Linked DNA regions of Homo sapiens: region 1 is linked to region 2. Evidence: chromatin loops called from intact Hi-C (ENCODE). Cell type or tissue: OCI-LY7. All regions are shown on one strand. Each heading gives the region's core, and the rest is flanking DNA. Links, peaks and the distances in the headings are about the cores only.

Region 1 (9,159 bases), core at 720-8,719, 100 kb after region 2:
TGCTTAGGAGTCTATGATTTGGGCAGGGTTCAGCAAGGAAGGCTCATCTATGCTCCATATAGCATGAGGCAGGCAGCTCTACTAAAGGCTGGTGGACCTGCTTCCAAGATGGCACTCACTCATATTGCTTGCAAGTTGGTGCTGGCTGTTAGCTGGGACCTCAACCAGATCTGAGAAGCAAGGGCTGAGCTCGCCACATGGCATAGGGTTCCTGAGCATGGTGGCCAGGTTCCAAGGGTGAGCATCCCAAGAGAAGACCAGGCAGAAGCTATCTTGTTTTTTTAATGACCTATCTTCATAATTTACTTAGCAATCACTTTGCCACACTATTAGTTGAGGCAATCACAACCTCCTATCCCAAGTGCAAGGGCAGAGTACATACATTCTACTTCCTTTTTCTTTGTGTGTGTGTGTGTGTGAGACAAGGTCTTACTCTGTTGCTCTGTTGCCCAGGCTGGAGTGCAGTGGCACCATCATTGCTCACTGCAGCCTCAACCTCCTGGGCTTAAAGAATCCTCCCACCTCAGCTACCAGAATAGCTAGGACTACAGGTGTATGCTGCCACACCCAGCTAAATGTTTAAAATTCCCTGTGGAGATGAAGTAAATTCTACTTTTTGATGGGGTCTTGGCTAGGTTCTGAAAGAGCATGTGAGCTGGGCGTGGTGGCTCACGCCTGTAATCCCAGCACTTTGGGAGGCCAAGGCAGGTGGATCACCTGAGGTCAGGAGTTTGAGACCAGCCTGGCCAACATGGTGAAACCCTGTCTCTACTAAAAATACAAAAATTATCCGGGCGTGGTCATACACCCCTGTAATCCCAGTTACTTGGGAGGCTGAGGTGGGAGAATTGCTTGAACCTGGGAGGCGGAGTGTGCAGTGAGCTGAGATTGTGCCACTGGACTCCAGCCTGTGCGACAGAGTGAGACCCCCATCTCAAAAAACAGAAAAAAAAAAAAAAAAAAAAAAAAAAAAGCATGTGAGACTTGAAATACTGTGGCTAGTTTTGGAAAAGACAATCTGGTGTAGTGATTATAAGATGCATCCTAATTTCAAAGATGCATAAATGGGCAGAAGGATGTGCTCATTTGAATTGATGAAATACATTGCTTCAAATGCAGATACTCCTATCCCATCTACGTACACCCTTCCCTTCCCCTAATTTATTGCAGACATGACTAATCAATCATGCCACTCATTCTTCCTGAGCCTCAGAAGCTTTATCACACTCTGCTAGGAGCCACTACCAACTGCTGGCAAGTGAGATAAAATGGGTTTACTCTCCTGAATCTAGAGAATGATGCCCTGTGAAAAACAGGTAGCCTCCTGGACCAGGAGTCATTGGACTCTCCTCTCTCCTAATCCGTGGCTTTGTGTTTCAGTATGCCAAGAAATGATGAGGCTCTCCAGCACTAGACCATGTAAACCAAACTGATGCAAAAACCAAAATGGCGCATCATTCATATGTAGTGAGGGATGAACCCTTAGGTGCCAAAATGCCTAGGTTTGCCAAATGAGAACCTTGTTCATCTCCATTTATCTGAGATTCTGTGTAATTGTTTTGAAGTCTTTCTGTGAGAGTGGAATTAGAGACAGGTGTTGACAGTATTTAAAATAATGCATCCAGACCTTAGCGAAGCCTAAAAAAAAACAACCGTCTCAGAACCCTGAAGCTCTAGGCTATTGTGCAATTTTTACTGCAAATATGTTTCCATTCTTTAACTTACAGCACTTCGCTAAGTGTGGTGGTAAATTATAGAGTGTTTTAGTAAGGGATTTCTGGAATAATTCTTATGGGGTGGCCTGGAACCTTCCAGGGAAATGCTACTTTGTAATTAGTTTTTCTTTTTTCCTTTGGCCACCAGACTGTCCTCTAAAGTAAGTGAAACATGCAGGCTTCGGATATGAAGCTGGGTTGTGCAACCTGATTATAACAGCAATCTGCAATCAGGCGCTATGGCTCGTTTGAAAAATATGTGGGCAATTGGCTTTTAGCTATGCTTTTGTTGCTGTTGTTATTATTTAGTTTTTATTTCATAATCATAAACTTAACTCTGCAATCCAGCTAGGCATGGAAGGGAATAAGGAAAGCATGGAACTGCAGCGGGAGTACAAAGATTCTAGGATACTACGAGCAAATGGGGTGGAGGGGTGCTCTCCTGAGCTACAGAAGGAATGGTCTGGTGGTTAAGACAAAACACAAGTCAAACTGATTAGAGTTGTCCACAGTCAGCGATGGTGATCTTGCTGGTCTTGCCATTCCTGGACCCAAAGTGCTCCATGGCCTCCACAATATTCATGCCTTCTTTCACCTTGCCATAGACTACATGGTTGCCATCCAACCACTCAGTCTTGGCAGTGCAGATGAAAAACTGGGAACCATCTGTGTTGGGTCCAGCGTTTGCTATGGACAAGATGCCAGGACCTTTATGCTTCAGGATGAAGTTCTCGTCATCAAATTTCTCCCCATAGATGGACCAGTGCCATTATGGCGTGTGAAGTCACCACCCTGACACATAAACCCTGGAATAATTGTGTGAAAGCAGGAACCCTTATACCCAAATCCTTTCTCTCCAGTGCTCAGAGCACAGAAGTTTTCTGCTGTCTTTGGAATCTTGTCTGCAAACAGCTTGATGGAGATGCGGCCCAAGGGCTCACTGTCGATGGCAATTTCTAAGAACACGGTGGAGTTGACCACGCTGGTAGTACAGGGCTTCCGGTGGCGTTGGCATCTGCTAGCTATGTTTTTTTAAAAGGCAGGTTGGTTATGCTTACCCAGGAAACCTCTATCTCCGAATGTCTGGCCACTCTCACTGTGTTGTGGAGCCCCACCTCCCTGCTTTGGATGAGACTAGACTGCCAGGCGCCATTCTCAGGGCCATACCCAGCAGTCCCAATAAAACGGGGCTTAATGCTGCTCTGAGAGCTTGGGGGCACTGGGCCCATGCTGCACTCAGACTTATCAGGACCTGCTAACAGAAGTCCTGTGCATTGTCCAACCAGCTGAGGACTCAGGGCTGCTAGGACAATGTCCTCTATTATTCCACCCTAAGTACCTGCATATTGCCTGGAGTGGTGAGAAATTCTTTACTCATCCATTTTCCCTACTGGGTCTAGGATGGACAAATGGCAGTATGAAAACTGTGAATCTTTGTTACTGTGTAGGGATCTAGAGGCTAAACCCTTGTCCTCAACCCCAGAACCAGAAAAATGGTTATTAATCAGGACAGCACAGTGAAAGCAGATGCAGATTATCCTCACAGTGCATGGCCATTAATGCAGTTGTCCATAGGTTTTGTATATTTTACATCAAACATCAAGCTTGAATGAAGGAACAGGATTTTGACTTTGTGTTTTTAACTTGAAGCATGAGATTCTAGGTAAAAGGGCTGTGACCAAGTACAGCTGCATTTATACAGTCATGGTGGAGGAATTTTATGAAGGATTCTTTAACAACTGAACTTTGCTTATGGTGTTCTGATCCAACTCTATCCCTAAGCCAACTTAAAACCAGATCACTCAGCAATACCCTTTATACAACACTTTTTTATTTTAATTGAGACTGAGTCTTGCTCTGTCACCCAGGAAGAGTGCAGTGGCGTGATCTTGGCTCACTGTAACCTCCGCCTCCTGGGTTCAAGCACTTCTCCCACCTCAGCCTCCCAAGTAGCTGGGATTACAGGCATGTGCCACCACGCGCAGTTAATTTTTTTTATTTTTAGTAGGGATGGGGTTTCGCCATGTTGGCCAGGCTGGTCTCAAACTCCTCACCTCAAGTGATCTGCCTGCCTCGGCCTCCCAAAGTGCTGGGATTATAGGCATGAGCCACTGCCCCTGGCCCCTTAATACAACATTTAATAAATGTTGGGCCAGGCGCAGTGGCTTACGCTTGTAATCCTAGCACTTTGGGAGGCCAGGAGTTCAAGACCAGCCTGGGCAACATAGTGAGACACTGTCTCTACAGAAAATTTTTTTTTTAAATTAGCTGGGTGTGGTAGCACAGCTTATAGTCCCAGCTGCTTGGGAGGCTGAGGCAGGAGGATCACTTGAGCCAAGGAGGTTGAAGCTGCAGTGAGTGGTGACTGTGTTACTGCACTCCAGCCTGGGGAAAATGAGAGACCCTGTCTCAAAAATAAATAAATAAATAAAAGCAAATGTTGGTGGGTGATTAAAATGATAAAATAATGATAAAACAAGTAATTAGGAAAAAAAAGTCCATCTTAACCTCTGGCCTGTTTTTTGAAGGCATTGTTGTTGATTAGGGTTAGGTTCAGCTGCGGGTAACTGAAAACCCAAAATAAAGATTACGCATTATCCAGTGTGCCTGTTCCAGTTGAACCATCACATCCACATTCCAGACATCAGAAAAGTAGGAAAAGTAAGAAAAAGAACATCTTGCACTTTGAAGAGCACTTTTGCTTGTATCCATTGGTGATGATTTGGTCCTGTGTCTCGGTCTCACCTATCACAGTGAGACCGAGAAGCATAAACCTGATTGTGTGCAGTGTTATACCCGGCTACCATTTGGGAGTTCTGGTCCTGAGGAAGTAGGGAAATGGATGTTGGGAGGTGTAACTGGATTCTGCCGCCCTGACAGAGCCGTCAAGCACGGCCTCCCTGGCTGCGTCCTCCCATGAGGTGAAAACTAGGGCGCTACCAATGCGTGCTTCCTTAGGCCAGATCTGGGTCTTGGCACCCAATACTCCCTTTTGGCAATTGTATCTTCTCCATCAGCTCTTGTAAACCAGACACCATGGAATCCCTTGGTTTTTTAAGTTACTTTTATTATCCTTTATGTGCACCAATGCAAGCCCAGCCCAGTACAAAAACAGGAAAGGAAAACTCCCCCTACACACTCAAATTGATCTTCATACTACATTTCTTTTCTTGGGAATTTGTTTGTACTTAATAATAACTTCTTTCGAATCCCAAATACCTTTTCCACTCAGGGGCAGTACAAAGTCACGCGCAGTAGAACATGAACGGCGCAGCTTACCTCATGCGTGTCCATAAACTCACCAAAGGAACTTGAAGGGAGAACAGTGTCTTTATGATCCGGCGTGTCTTGGTACCTGCTTAAAGTCACTTTTGCTTGTGATTTAGCTGGATACACTTTGCATATATACATGAAAAATAATTTTTTTTCTGGGAATGTCTAAGGACTATCCAACACACAAAATGATTTCATCCTTTTCTGAATGAGAACAGCCCGAAAGTTTCTGGCAAATACGCAGGGTTCGTGAGATATGAAATTCAATTATGTCGTGGTACATAAGGTCCGCCTCTTCACGACTTTCAGTGGATTTTCTTCCCCTGGGAAGGAGGCCCCTCAGCCGCACGTTCCGAATCCCAGGCCGTCCTTGTACCTGAAGACCCAGTGGTGCGCTGCCCCCTTGTGGGAGATGTGGGCATTGCAGACCTTTCAACACAAGGAAACGGAATTTGTCTTTCAAATGCAGCTGGAAAAATCTATCCTGTTTAATTCCCAGGAGGCACGCAAGCCAAACTGGACCTTGAGAAAGACATTATCTTACAGAAATGTCTTCCAAAAATGTGATTGTGTTTATGAAGAAAACCCACTTTGTATATAACAACACTGCATAGCATGCCTATGCTTCTTTTTACAGAATGGGTTTTTTAACCAAAAGTTGGATCATTAGCTTTATTATAGATTCAGTCTTACTGGTAGCATCACAAGGCTAACTTCCAAGAGAAAATATTTGGCTTTTTATAAAGTGAGGAATTATTTTGTAAAGTAAATAGTACATGCCTCTATCTCCTACCAACCGTTTATTCTGTAAATTCTGATTTTAACGAAGCATTTCTCAGAGTAAGGACTTCTTTATACCATCACTTAACTTCCTGCAGGAATTCTAGAATTTCTCTCCATCTTCTTTGCACCAGATCCAATGTTTTGTTTTGTTTTGTTTTGTTTGAGACAGAGTTTTGCTCTTGTTGCCCAGGCTGGAGTGCAATGGCACGATCTCAGCTCACTGCAACCTCCGCCTCCTGGGTTCAAGCGATTCTCCTGACTCAGCCTCCCAAGTAGCTGAGATTACAGGCGCCCACCACCACGCCCGGCTAATTTTTGTATTTTTAGTAGAGACGGGGTTTCTCCATGTTGATCAGGCTGGTCTCGAACTCCTGACCTCGAGTGATCCGCCTGCCTCGGCCTCCCAAAGTGCTGGGATTACAGGCATGAACCACCGTGCGCAGCCATATAGCCACTGTTTTTAAAAGCCATTTCTGCACTACCAAGTTAGTGAGTAGCAGCCCTCCACCTGCCCACCTTTGGCGTATGGACCATGCAGCTAAAAGAAGCAACACAAAATAAACTGTGGTCAAAAGAGACTCACAGTTCTCCCTCACACCGGAGGCTGAAGACACTCACACTTCCTCCTTTTAAGTCTTCAACTTTTCTTCTTTATGACACCCAAGGCTTTCATGGCCAGTCAGAACGTCAGTGCCAGAAGAGGCCTTTGAGACCTCTGCACTCAATTTCTGCATTTGAAGACAGACCCAGGCCCTCATCTCCTGACCCCTCATCCAGTGATATTCTCCTGCACCTCCCTGAGGAGTTGCTCAACACTCTGATCCCTCCGAGAAGCCTGGGGTACCTCTAAATTTAACATGCCAGAAACCGAGAACTCTATGCAAACAACACCACTGCTCAGAGGTGATAAGGGTAAGCAAATAAACCACCAGGGAGAAACAGAAGCAGAGTTTTGGCTCTCACCACCCTGTAGATAAACAAGTGTTTGATCTGGGCTGAGCACATCCCTCATCTGGTGAGAGATAACATTCACACTCAGAGGGAGTCTGTGCTTGCAGCCAACAGGTTTGGAACCCTATTGAGCGCTGACCTGGCCGCACACAGACTGAACTAGGGCTCAGGAATGATGGACCAGGGGAAATTTTGTTACCACCCAGGGGGAAAGAGAGGGTCTTCCTGCATTCCTAAGAGCTCACAGGCTAAAGGGCCCTAAGAAAGCAGACACAGAAGACACAGAAGCCTCAGCTAAGGGGGAGTCCTGACGGCCACAGTCCCCACTAATCCACTATGGGCCACTTAGGGCTTGTTGTGAATTTTCCAATCTGTTCCGTAAAGCTTCCTAGGAAGAATGTCAGAAGCCTTATTCTCTTGCTCTCGGTTGAGGCTATGGAAGCTAAAGAAAGCAGTATATGCCAGGCGAGGTGGCTCACACCTGTAATCCCATCACTTTGGGAGGCCAAGGCAGGTGGATCAATTGAGGCCAGAAGTTTGAGACCAGCCTGGCCAACATGGTGAAACCCCATCTCTATTAAAATACAAAAAATTAGCTGCATGTGGTGGCATGCACCTGTAGTCCCAGCTACTTAGGAGGCTGAGGCAGGAGAATCGCTTGAACCTGGGAGGCAGAGGTTGCAGTGAGCTGAGATCACGCCACTGCACTCCAGCCTGGGTGACAGAGTGAGACTCCATCTCCAAAAAAAAAAAAAAAGAAAGAAAGAAAGACAGTGAATGAGGAGTAAACTTGGAGGGAAACCAGTGGCCTGTCTCTAGAGTCTTGATCAGGATCACATTTATAAAGATGATAATGTTGACAATAATAATAATAGCTGCTAATATTTGTGGAGTGCTTACTATATTGTTTCTCTCATGTTGTATTTTTAAATCCCCACCACAAAACTCTGGGGTAAATACTATAGTTTGTTGTTGTTGTTGTTTTGAGATGGAGTCACTCTGTTGCCCAGGCTGGAGTGCACTGGCATGATCTCGGCTCACTGCAACCTCCACCACCCAGGTTCAAGCGATTCTCCTGCCTCAGCCTCCCGAGTAGCTGGGATTACAGGCGTGAGCCACCATGTCTGGCTAATTTTTGTACTTTTAGTAGACATGGGGTTTCACCATGTTGGCCAGGCTGGTCTTGAACTCCTAACCTCAGGTGATCCACATGCCTTGGCCTCCCAAAGTGCTGGGATTACAGGCGTGATAATAAACTCTTAACCTCACCATTTTTGTATATAAGTGGAGGTCGTCAGAGCACTTTTTTCATCCATTTTGCTACTTGGACTTAAGGATGAAAGTCCTATTACAAACTGTTGTCACAGTGAATGTTGGCATTGGGAAGGGTGCTGGGGAGAACAGGGAAAGAGCACAGGAGCCTGAAAGGGGAGGAGGGGGAAGGGATTTCCACACACTCTCGCCACAGCCTGTTACCGTCTCCACGGCAGCAGAGCAGCAGGTTGCCTCCCCATGCCCACTCTCCCCTCCCGCCTCAACAACAGGAGCCCATTTTAATCACAGCACATAATAAAGACTGTATCTCCCAGTCTCCCTATCAGCAAGGTGTGGACACTGTGGAGCATGAGGATGGGCCTGTCGTCCAGAGGGGGTAAAAACAAAAGCATAAGGAGTCTGGCCCTGGTGATCTGGGAGCCACCATACCTGCCCTAGGCTGTTTACCTTGATGACTTTGACAATAGACAAAAATACTTGTTTCTTGTTTAAGCCAATAAGAGGTTAGGGCTTTCCCTTGTATTCATGAATGAATGTCTTCGTACATTTTGTGATGCTATAAAAGAATACCTGAGGCTGGGTAATTTATAAAAGAAAGACGCTTATTTAGCTCACAGTGCTGCAGGCTGAGAAGTTCAAGGGCACAGCCCCGGCTTCTGGTGAGGTCCCTCACTCATGCTGCCTCACAAGATGGTGGAGAACGTCAGAGGGGAAGCAGACATGTGAGAAGAGAGGGAAAGCCGAAGGGCGTCTGACTTTATAACAACCCACTCTCGGGAATGAATCCATCCCCACGAGAACTAATTCAGTCTCACAAGAGACAGAGCTCACTACTGGGAGAACAGCACCAAGCCATTTATGAGGGATCCACCGCTATCACCCAAACACTTCCCACTAGACCCCGTGCCCCAAGAGCACCACATCGGGGCTCAAATTGCAACATGAGCTTTGGTGGTGACAAACCAACCATATCTAAACCACAGCAGAGACCTAATCCTAACTACTAGCTGCTAACTTCTAAAAATTTTTACAGAGGGGAAACAGGCTCAGTGAAAGTAAGTAACTTTGTCCAAAGACATGCAAATATTACCCAGCAGAATTCGGTTTTGAATCTGTCTGTCTGATCCAAGACTTCATCTTTCCAGCATGGTCTATACTAACA
Region 2 (9,159 bases), core at 471-8,470:
GAATCAAACTAGAAATCAATAATAGATACCTGGAAAATCTCTAAACACTTCCAAATAATCTATGAGTGAAAGAGGAAGTCTCAAGGGAAATTTTAAAAAATACATTGAGCTTCATGAAAATAAGAATACAACATACCAAAGTTGTGGGATACAACTAAAGCAGTTTAGAGAGGGAAATTTATACCACTAAATGCACACATTTGAGAAGAGGAAAAGAAAAGCCCCCTCAAATCAATAATCTAAGCTCCCACTTCAAGAACCTAGAAAAAAAGATGAGAAAAATCTACCTGAAGCAAGCAGAAGGAAGGAAATAGTAAATGAAATAAAAAACAGAAACAATAGAGAAAAACCCTTTGAAACAAAAAGCTCATTCTTCAAAAACATCAGTAAGACTGACAAGTAATAAGACACAAATTACCATTATCAGGAATGAAATAGGGGACATCACTGTAGACCCTGCAGATGTGAAAAAAGATAAGGGGTTACTATGACCAATTTTATATACATAAATTTGACAACTTTGAAGTAATGAACCAGTTCCTTAAACACAAACTATCACACCTCTTCCAGTGTGAAATAGAATTTGAGTAGCCCTGTTTCCTTGATACCAAAATCCAAAAAAGATAACTATGGACCAACATCCTCATGTCAGTGTAGATGCAGAAATCCTTAAAACATTAACAAATAGAGTTAATATTTTTAAAAGATTATACACCATAATCAGTTATGGTGGTTTTATGGGTGCAAGGCTGGTTCACTATTTGAAACTTAGTCTGTATAATTATATTAATAGACTAAAGAATAAAACCCAAGACAAAACAAAAACTTAGAAAAATATAGAGGGAAATGTTATCAGTTGAATAAAGAACATCTGTGAAAACCTACAGCTGACATTATACTTAATGGCAAAAGACAGTACTTTCTCTGTAAGATCTGTAACAAAGCAAGGATTTCTGCCCTTTTTAGCGTAGTGCTGAAAGTTCTAGTCAGTGCAGTAATGCAGGAAAAGAATATAAAGGCATACAGATTGGAAAGAAGAAAAACGGATCCCGTTTGCAGATGGTATGACTATCTACATAGAAAATTTTCAAGAAATCTACAAAAAATAAAAGTACTAATGAATAAGTTCGGCGAAATTGTGCACAATACAAGATAAACACAAAAATTGTTGTTAACATTAAATAGTAGAAGGAAAAACAGGAATGGGGGTAATTTAGGTGTCATTTAATAGGAAATATAGTTTAACTGTCAAAGTGAGTAATAGGATCTTTAAAATAGTTAAACATATTATGTGCCTTCAAACATTTGCTGGATGGATTCACTCAAGTTATAGATTGTAATTATGGCAGCATTTATCAGACTAGAAATTTTAAGGTTTTTTTTTTTTCCCTCCTAAAATCATTAAAGAAGCTTGGATCTGTCATAGGTATGATTGGTTTTTATCTCTTGTTTCTGTCTTTTGATCTTTTCTGTCCCCGACATTCATGCATCCAAACACCTTTTGCTTTGTATTTAAGAATAAGGAGAATCTGTTCTAGAACAGTTACTAAGATGGTCAGTGACTTTACCCTAGAAAAAATTAATTTCATTATGATAATTACATTAATTGTGCAGTCATCAAGCTTTCAGCAGGTAAAGACATTTAGATTGATTCCTAAGATAACTTACTTTTCAAGTTCATGTTATTCAACATTTTTAAAAAATATTCTATTACGATTGTCAGTTTTGGGATCAGATCTGTAGGAATCAGGAAAATAAAGAAATTTTCTGGCAAAGAAATGAAAAAACTTGGTTCTCTTTGGTTTAGAGTTACTTTGATCTTAAAGTGACAAGGTTTGAAAGAATAAAAATAAACTTTATAGATGCATTCTGTAAAGCTTTGAATATTTCAGAGAATATGCAGTCAGAATATTTAGACATCTTTATCTAGTAGAGTTTAAGAGATGACAACATTTCCTTATTTGGTTATAGACTCTTTGTGAACTATAAATATTACTTCAGTATTAGAGTACTGTTTGCTTATTTAAAATGTATGCAGATCCAAATGCTTAATACTCATTATAAAAAGTGAGCATCAAAAGGAAAGAGAAAATCTAAAGTGCTTGAATAACTGGACTTTTAAGAATTCGGGTCTTCTAATGCCCTTAATCTAACCTTGTACTTTAACGCATTGATGCTTAAATTAGGACTTAAACCGTTCCAGACTTTTACCATGCACCTAATCAAATTCTTCCTTTAAAGTAAATTTAGGACAATGTTAAATCTGGCAAAGGATATCAAAAGATAGTAAGACAGTTGGTGCCTTCATGGAGTTTAAAATCAGGGAAGGAGACTAAGGGATGAATTATAAATGTCAAGATTACTGTAAGTGTAAATAGTTTTTGGTGTCTCATGATTCTGTAAGATTAATCTGGAAAATGTTATTTGCTATGAATACATTACCTTGAAATGTGTCTTATAAAAATAAATCCATATAGTTTGAATTTTGAATAATATGACAGCTGTGAAACTTTATTGTTTTAAAGAAAGTGATGAGATTGTTTCTAAACTGGAGACTAAAATTATGTATTAAGCAATTCCATTATATTTGGGACTAAGGTCCTTAATATTTTGAGTTATAAAAATCAGCTTTATTGAGGTACAACTTACCTATGGTAAAAACTAACTAGTTTTAAGTGCATAGTTAATGTGCCTTGATAAATGTATATAGTTTTGTAATCACCACAGTCAAGATGTAGAATAGGTCTATCACCCTGAAATGTTACCTGGTACCCTTTTGTGTTCACTCCCTGTTCTCCCCCTCTACCCCACAACACCTTAACTTTCAGTTACTGTAGTTTGTTTTTTTGTAGCATTTATAAATGGAACCATACAGCACATAGCTTTTTGTGTCTGGTTTCTTTTACTTAGCATATTGCTTTTGAGATTCATTATGTTATTGGGTGTATTAGTAGTCTTTTCCTATTCATTACCGAATAGTACTCCATTGTCTGGATATAACAGTTTATCTGTTCACCAGTTGAAGACATTTAGGTTGTTTCCAGATTGGTCTATTAAGAATAAAGCTGAATAAAGCTGCTGTGGACATGTGAGTACAGATTTCTGTGTGGACATGTTTTCATTTCTGGTTACACTAAGAGTCCAACACACTGTTTTTTTGAAATAGCGGTACAATTTTGAGTTCCCACTAGCAAGATATAAAATTTTCATTTGCTCTACATCTTCACCAACACTTTGGTATGTCAGTGTTTTTATTTTTAGCCGCATACACTATAAGTTTGGATATTAGTTTTCTGTTGCTGTGTAACAAATTCCCATAAACATAGTAGTCTAAAACAGCACTCATTTATTATTTCATAGTTCTGCAAATCAGAAGCTCACCACTGCATGACTGGGTTCCCTTCAGAGTATCACAAGGCTGAAATCAAGATGCCATCCAGACCAAGTTCTCCTGTGGAGGTTCTGGGGAAGTCTGCTTTCCAAGCTGTTCACGTTATTGGCAGAATTCAGCTCTTTGCCCTTATGAGATTGAGCACTCTGTTTCCTTGCTCCTGTTCACTAGAGGTCACTCTTATCCCCGTCAGGCTGCCTGCATTCAATGCCATGTGGCCTCTCCACTTCCCTTGTGTTGAATTCCTCTCCTGCTTTGACTCTTTCATTTTCACCTTCTTAGACCACACAGGGAAAATTGCTTTTAAAGGGCTCTTACAGGTCAGGGCCACCTGGATAAATCTTATCCAGAGGTGGTTGATTTGGGACCTTAATTACATGTGCAAAATCCTTCTGCAGCAGTAACTAGATGAGTGTTTGATTTAGTAATTGGGAGAAAAAGTATGTATACAAGGGGTTCAGAATTTCAAAGGGCTACCTAAGAATTCTGTTCACCACATAATCATTTATTCCACATCTTCAGTTACACTTTGTGTGTCCATTTTTAAATTATAGCCATATTTATTATGCCAGTTGCCTGTATAGTAATATCTCACTTTGGTTTTAACTTGCATTTCTCTAATGTCTAGTGATATTAAATGTCTTTTCATGTGTTTATTTGATGTTAATCATATCTTTTGTTGTGAAATATCTATTCAAGTCTTCATGTCATTTTTTTTAAATTGCATATTGCTATTCAGTTGTTGTAGCATCATTTGTTGCAAAGATTTTTTTTCCCCATTTAATTACCTGGAAACCTTTCTTGAAAATTGTGTGTGTGTGTTTACTTTATTCTGTCCAATTGATATTTGTCTGTTCTTACACCAGTACCACTCTTTTGATGACTAGCTTTATAACTTTTTTTTTTTTTTTCCTGAGACGAGTCTTGCTCTGCTGCCGAGGCTGGAGTGCAGTGGCGTGATTTCAGCTCACTGCAACCTCTGCTTCCCAGGTTCAAGTGATTCTCCTGCCTCAGCTTCCCGAGTAGCTGGGATTGCAGGCGCCTGCCACCACGCCCGGCTAGTTTTTTTTGTATTTTCAGTAGAGACAGGGTTTCACCATGTTGGTCAGGCTGGTTTCAAACTCCTGACCTCAAGTGATCCACTCGCCTCGGCCTCCCAAAGTGCTGGGATTACAGGCATGAGCTACCGCACCCAGCCCTTCATAACTCTTTAAGTCAGATATTGTTAAGTCCTTCACCATTGTTGTTTTTCATTCAGATCCCTTGGCTGTTAGGTTCTTTGCATCTCCATATGAATTTTAGAATTAGTTTATTGATTTCTATAAAATATTCTGCTGGGATTTTTATTAGGATTGTCTTCTATATGCAGATCATTATGGGAAGAATTGCCATCTTAACAACATTGAGCCTTCTGATCTATGAACAAATATAGCTGGGTTTTCTTAGATCTCTTTCTTAGCTATGTCTTATAGTCTTCATGTGTACTCCCTGCACATCTCTTATTAACTGTTTCTAAGTATTTTGTATTTTTGATGATTTTGTAAATGGAACTGCATTCTTAATTTCATTTTCCATGTTTCCAGAATATGAAATATATTTAACTTTTGTATATTGACCTTTTATCTTGCCGTCTTGCTTAATTCATTTATTAGTTTTGATAGCTTTTTAGTAATTTGCTTAGGATTTATGTACATACACAATTATGTCATCTGCAACGAAAGGCAGTTTATTCCTTTCCAATCTGTATACCTTTTGTTTTTTTTTTTTTTTGTCTTCCCTTTTGTATTTGTGCAGATGTCTTTATCTTGTTCTAATCTTAGGGAGAATCTTATTACATATGACACTTTTTGAAGAATTTTTGTAGATAACCTTTTATAGATAGAGAAATAGTCCTAGTTTGCTGAGTTACTCTTGTTTTATCAAAAATGGATGTTGCAATTTGTCAGATGCTTTTATTGCGTCTGTTTGGTTGGCCATGTGGTTTTTTTCTTTTTTTTTCCTCTGTTAATGTTGTGAATCACGTTGGTTTTGAATATTAAACCAACCTTCCATTGCTGGAATAATCCTCAGTCATGGTGTTTATTTTTGGATTCAATTTGCTAAGATATTTTTAAGGATTTTTACATTATTGGTCATAGAGAAACATTAGATATAGTTTTCTTTTGTTGTTGTTGTTGTTTTGAGACAGAGTCTCGCACTGTTGCCTAGGCTAGAGTGTAGTGGCGTGATCTCAGCTCACTGCAACTTCCACCTCCCAGGTTCAAGCGATTCTTCTGCCTCAGCGTCCCAAGTAGCTGGGATTGTACAGGTGCCTACCATCATGCTCAGCTGATTTTTGTATTCTTAGTAGAGATGGGTTTCAACATGTTGGCCAGGCTGGTCTTGAACTCCTGACCTTAAGTGATACTCCTGCCTCAGCCCCCCAAGTGTTAGGATTATAGGCGTGAGCCACCGCGCCCGGCCATAGTTTTCTTTTTTTGTGATACTGTCTGATTTTGGCATCACAGTAGTGCTGGCTTCATAAAATGAGTTCAGGACAGTACCCTTCCTTTCTGCTTTCTGAAATAATTTGTGTAGGATTGGTATGTTTTTGGATTTCATCTTTCTGATGAATTGGCTCTTTTTTAGCATTATGAAATGTATAATTCTCAAAATGTTTGCTTTTAAATCTGCCTTCTTACTATTTACTTTCTTTTTTTTCTCATTTGCTTTTTCTTTGTACCTATTTGTCTGCCTTTCATGGGATTGAGTATTCTTTCTGATTGTATTAGTCAGGTTTCTCCAGAGAAATAACCAGTAGGAGATACATATGTCTAGAAAGAGATTTATTATATGATATTGCCTCACATGATTATGGAGGCTAAGAAGTTCTGTTCCTGCTGTCTTTAAGTTAGAGACCCAGGAAAGCTGGTGCTGTAGCTTGAAGGCCTGAGAGCTGAAGAACTGATGGTATAAATTCTAGTCTGAGTCTGAAGGCCTGAGAACCAGGGGCATTGAGGTAAGGAAAAGCTTGACTTTGCAGCTCAGGCAGTGAGGCAGAGAACTAATTCAATCTTCTGCCTTTTTGTTCTATTTAGGTGCTGGACAGATGGATGTTATCCAATCAGTTTTACTTAGTTCACCAGTTCAGATGCTAATCTCTTCCACAAACAGCCTAGCTGACTCTCACTCAGAAATAATGTTTAGCTGGATATCTGAGCATCCCTTGGCCCAGTTAGGTTGACACAAAATTAACCATCACAATGATACCATTTTATTTCGTCTCCTTTTTTAAGTTGTTCTAGAGTTTACAATATACATCTTTAATATACCATGCTGTACCTTCAAATAATGATACAGTGTTTCTCTTACAGTGTAAGATCCTGACAACAGCATACATCCATTTTTTCTCTACCCTTTTGTGCTGTTGTCATATGTTCACTTTATATACCCCACAACATGTTATCTTTGCTTTTAAAAGTCATATTTTAAAGACATTTAAACATGAGAAAAATATCTTTTATTTTATTTTATTTACCATTTCTGATATTTTTCATTTCTTTGTCTAGATCCAGCTTTCCATCTGGTATCATTTTTCTTCTGCCTGAAGAATTTTCTTTTGACTTTTTTTTTGTAGTGAACATATATTGAAGCCTAATCTTTCCTTTCAGTTTTTGTTATCTGGAAAAAGCATTTGCCATAATATTTGAAAGATATTTTTGCTGGATATAAAAACTGATAGTTTTTTTTTTTTAAACACTTTAAACAGATTCCATTGTTTCCTGTCCTTGGTGTATCTAAGGAGAAATATGCTGTAGTAATTATGTTGTATGTATGTAGTTTATCTTTTTTCCCCTCTGATTATATTTAAGATTTTCTGTGTCACAGCAATTTATTATGTGGCTTTTTTTTTTCCATGTTTCTTCTACTTAGAGTTCATTGAACTTCTTGAATTTGGGGATTTAAAGTTTTCATCAAATTTGGAAGATTTGGGGCCATTATTTCTTTAAACAGCATATAAAACGTTTTATTGATGTGAAATTCACATAACAAAGTCATTTTAAAAGTGAACAGTTCAGTGACATTTGTTTATTTATTTATTTACAAAGTCTTGCTTGGTTGCCCAGGCTGGAGTGCAGTGGTGTGCTCAAGGCTCACTGCACCCTTGACCTATCAGGCTCAAGCAGTTATCCCATATCACCCTCCTGAGTAGCCGAGACTACAGGCATATGCTAACATGCCTGGCTCGTGTTTTTGTTTTTATTTTTGAGGTGGAGTCTCGCTCTGTTGCCCAGGCTGGAGTGCAGTGGTGCAATCTCTGCTCACTGCAGCCTCCACCTTCAGGTTCAAGAGATTCTCTTGCCTCAGCCTCTCGAGTAGCTGGGATTACAGGCACCCGCCACCATGCCCAGCTAATTTTTGTATTTTTTGTAGAGACAGATTTCACCATGTTGACCAGGCTGGTCTTGAACTCCTGACCTCAAGTGATCTGCCTGCCTCGGCCTCCCAATGTGGTGGGATTACAGGCGTGAGCCACCATGCCTGGCCTTTTTTGTATTTTTTGTAGAGACAGTGTTTTGCCATGTTGCCCAGGCTGGCATTTATAATGTAGTACAACCACCACCTCTATGTCATTCGAAAATATTTTCATCACCCTAAAAGGAAACCCCATAGCCAAAAAGTAATTGTTCACCATTCCTCCTCCCCCAGCAACTGGCACCCACCAGTCTCTACATTCTGTTTCTGTGTAACTGGCACCCACCAGTCTCTACATTTTGTTTCTGTGTATTTTCTTTATCAGTATATTTCATATAAATGGAATCATAAAATGTGGCCTTTTGTTTTTGGCTTCTTTTACTTACCATGATTTTGAAGTTCATCCATTTTATAGCGTCCTATTATGTTTTATATTGGATGTCATACATACATTGTGAATCTTATGCTGTTGTGCTAGATTTTGTTTTATTCCTTTAAAGAACGTAAGAGTTTGTTTTGCCATCCACTTAAGTTACTGAGACCCAAATTTGATCTGAGATTTGTTTTCTATCTTTCTTAAGGTAAGTAAAGAACAGCCTTTAATTCATGGCCAATATAGTCGTTCTGAGGACTGGACCCAATTCCCTGTGTATTTACAAGTTTCTCCAGTTTGGCCCATGGGATCATGAACTATTCCTAGCTCTGTGCAAACTCCCAAAAGTTATTCAACCTGCTACTAGTTCTTTTCCTGGACTTGGGGAGTTTCCTCTCAAACTTATGCAGAGACTGGAGGAGACTTTTATGCAGATCTCCAAAGTTCTCTCATGTGTCTCCCTTTTCTGAAGTACTCTTCCTCACAAGTCTCACCTCCTTGGCCATACGAACTTCATGTATCTCTGACTTCTCAATTTGGCGATGTCTCGGGATTGTGTTTCTGTTCTCTGTTCCTGTGCTGCAACCTGGAAACTTTCTCCAGACAGTAAGCTGGGACATAGATCCTAAGGGCTTTACCTCTTTTGTTTTCTTATATAGATGATCACAGAAAATGCCTGATAAATGTTGTTTGATAAAATTTTTCTGATTTACTAGTTTTTTTTAACACTGGTCAAGTGGTTCATATAGCATTTCTCCCCCATGGGCAGATGTTACTGAATTTTTAAATCAGTATAGTGTAAGGGGAGTCTATCTTGAACTTCAGGCAAATGGATTTATTTAAGGACCTCATCAACAAGTGATCTTGTCAGTAACTTGGTCATGTGGCATGATGTTTGAATTCTTCAAGTGTTCTTATGTAAACTTAAAACATGTTAGCT

What was found. Peaks named below come from ENCODE experiments on the same cell type or tissue, not always from the same donor. Only the 100,000 strongest peaks of a DNase experiment are listed, where the experiment ranks them.
Region 1: a loop joins it to region 2, with 9 times the contacts of the local background. A loop is called at or near these places in 6 of 110 quality-filtered maps.

The regions. Positions count from the first base shown.
Region 1 is chr2:68,118,800-68,127,958 of GRCh38, reverse strand. It overlaps the pseudogene PPIAP64. Among named protein-coding and RNA genes, the nearest start is that of DNAAF10, 34 kb to the left of the region's middle. RefSeq lists enhancers at 5,228-5,522, 6,371-6,450, 6,461-6,630, 6,861-7,020. In OCI-LY7, for the core only: CTCF peaks have their summits at 5,186 and 5,390 (motif pointing left); DNase peaks (open chromatin) are centred at 5,398, 6,348 and 6,708; H3K4me3 peaks cover 1,871 bases; H3K27ac peaks cover 2,704 bases.
Region 2 is chr2:68,219,809-68,228,967 of GRCh38, reverse strand. All of the region lies in intron 1 of PPP3R1 (protein phosphatase 3 regulatory subunit B, alpha), which reads left to right. Among named protein-coding and RNA genes, the nearest start is that of PPP3R1-AS1, 27 kb to the left of the region's middle. RefSeq lists an enhancer at 9,080-9,159. In OCI-LY7, for the core only: CTCF peaks have their summits at 3,353 and 3,562 (motif pointing right); a DNase peak (open chromatin) is centred at 3,567; H3K27ac peaks cover 912 bases.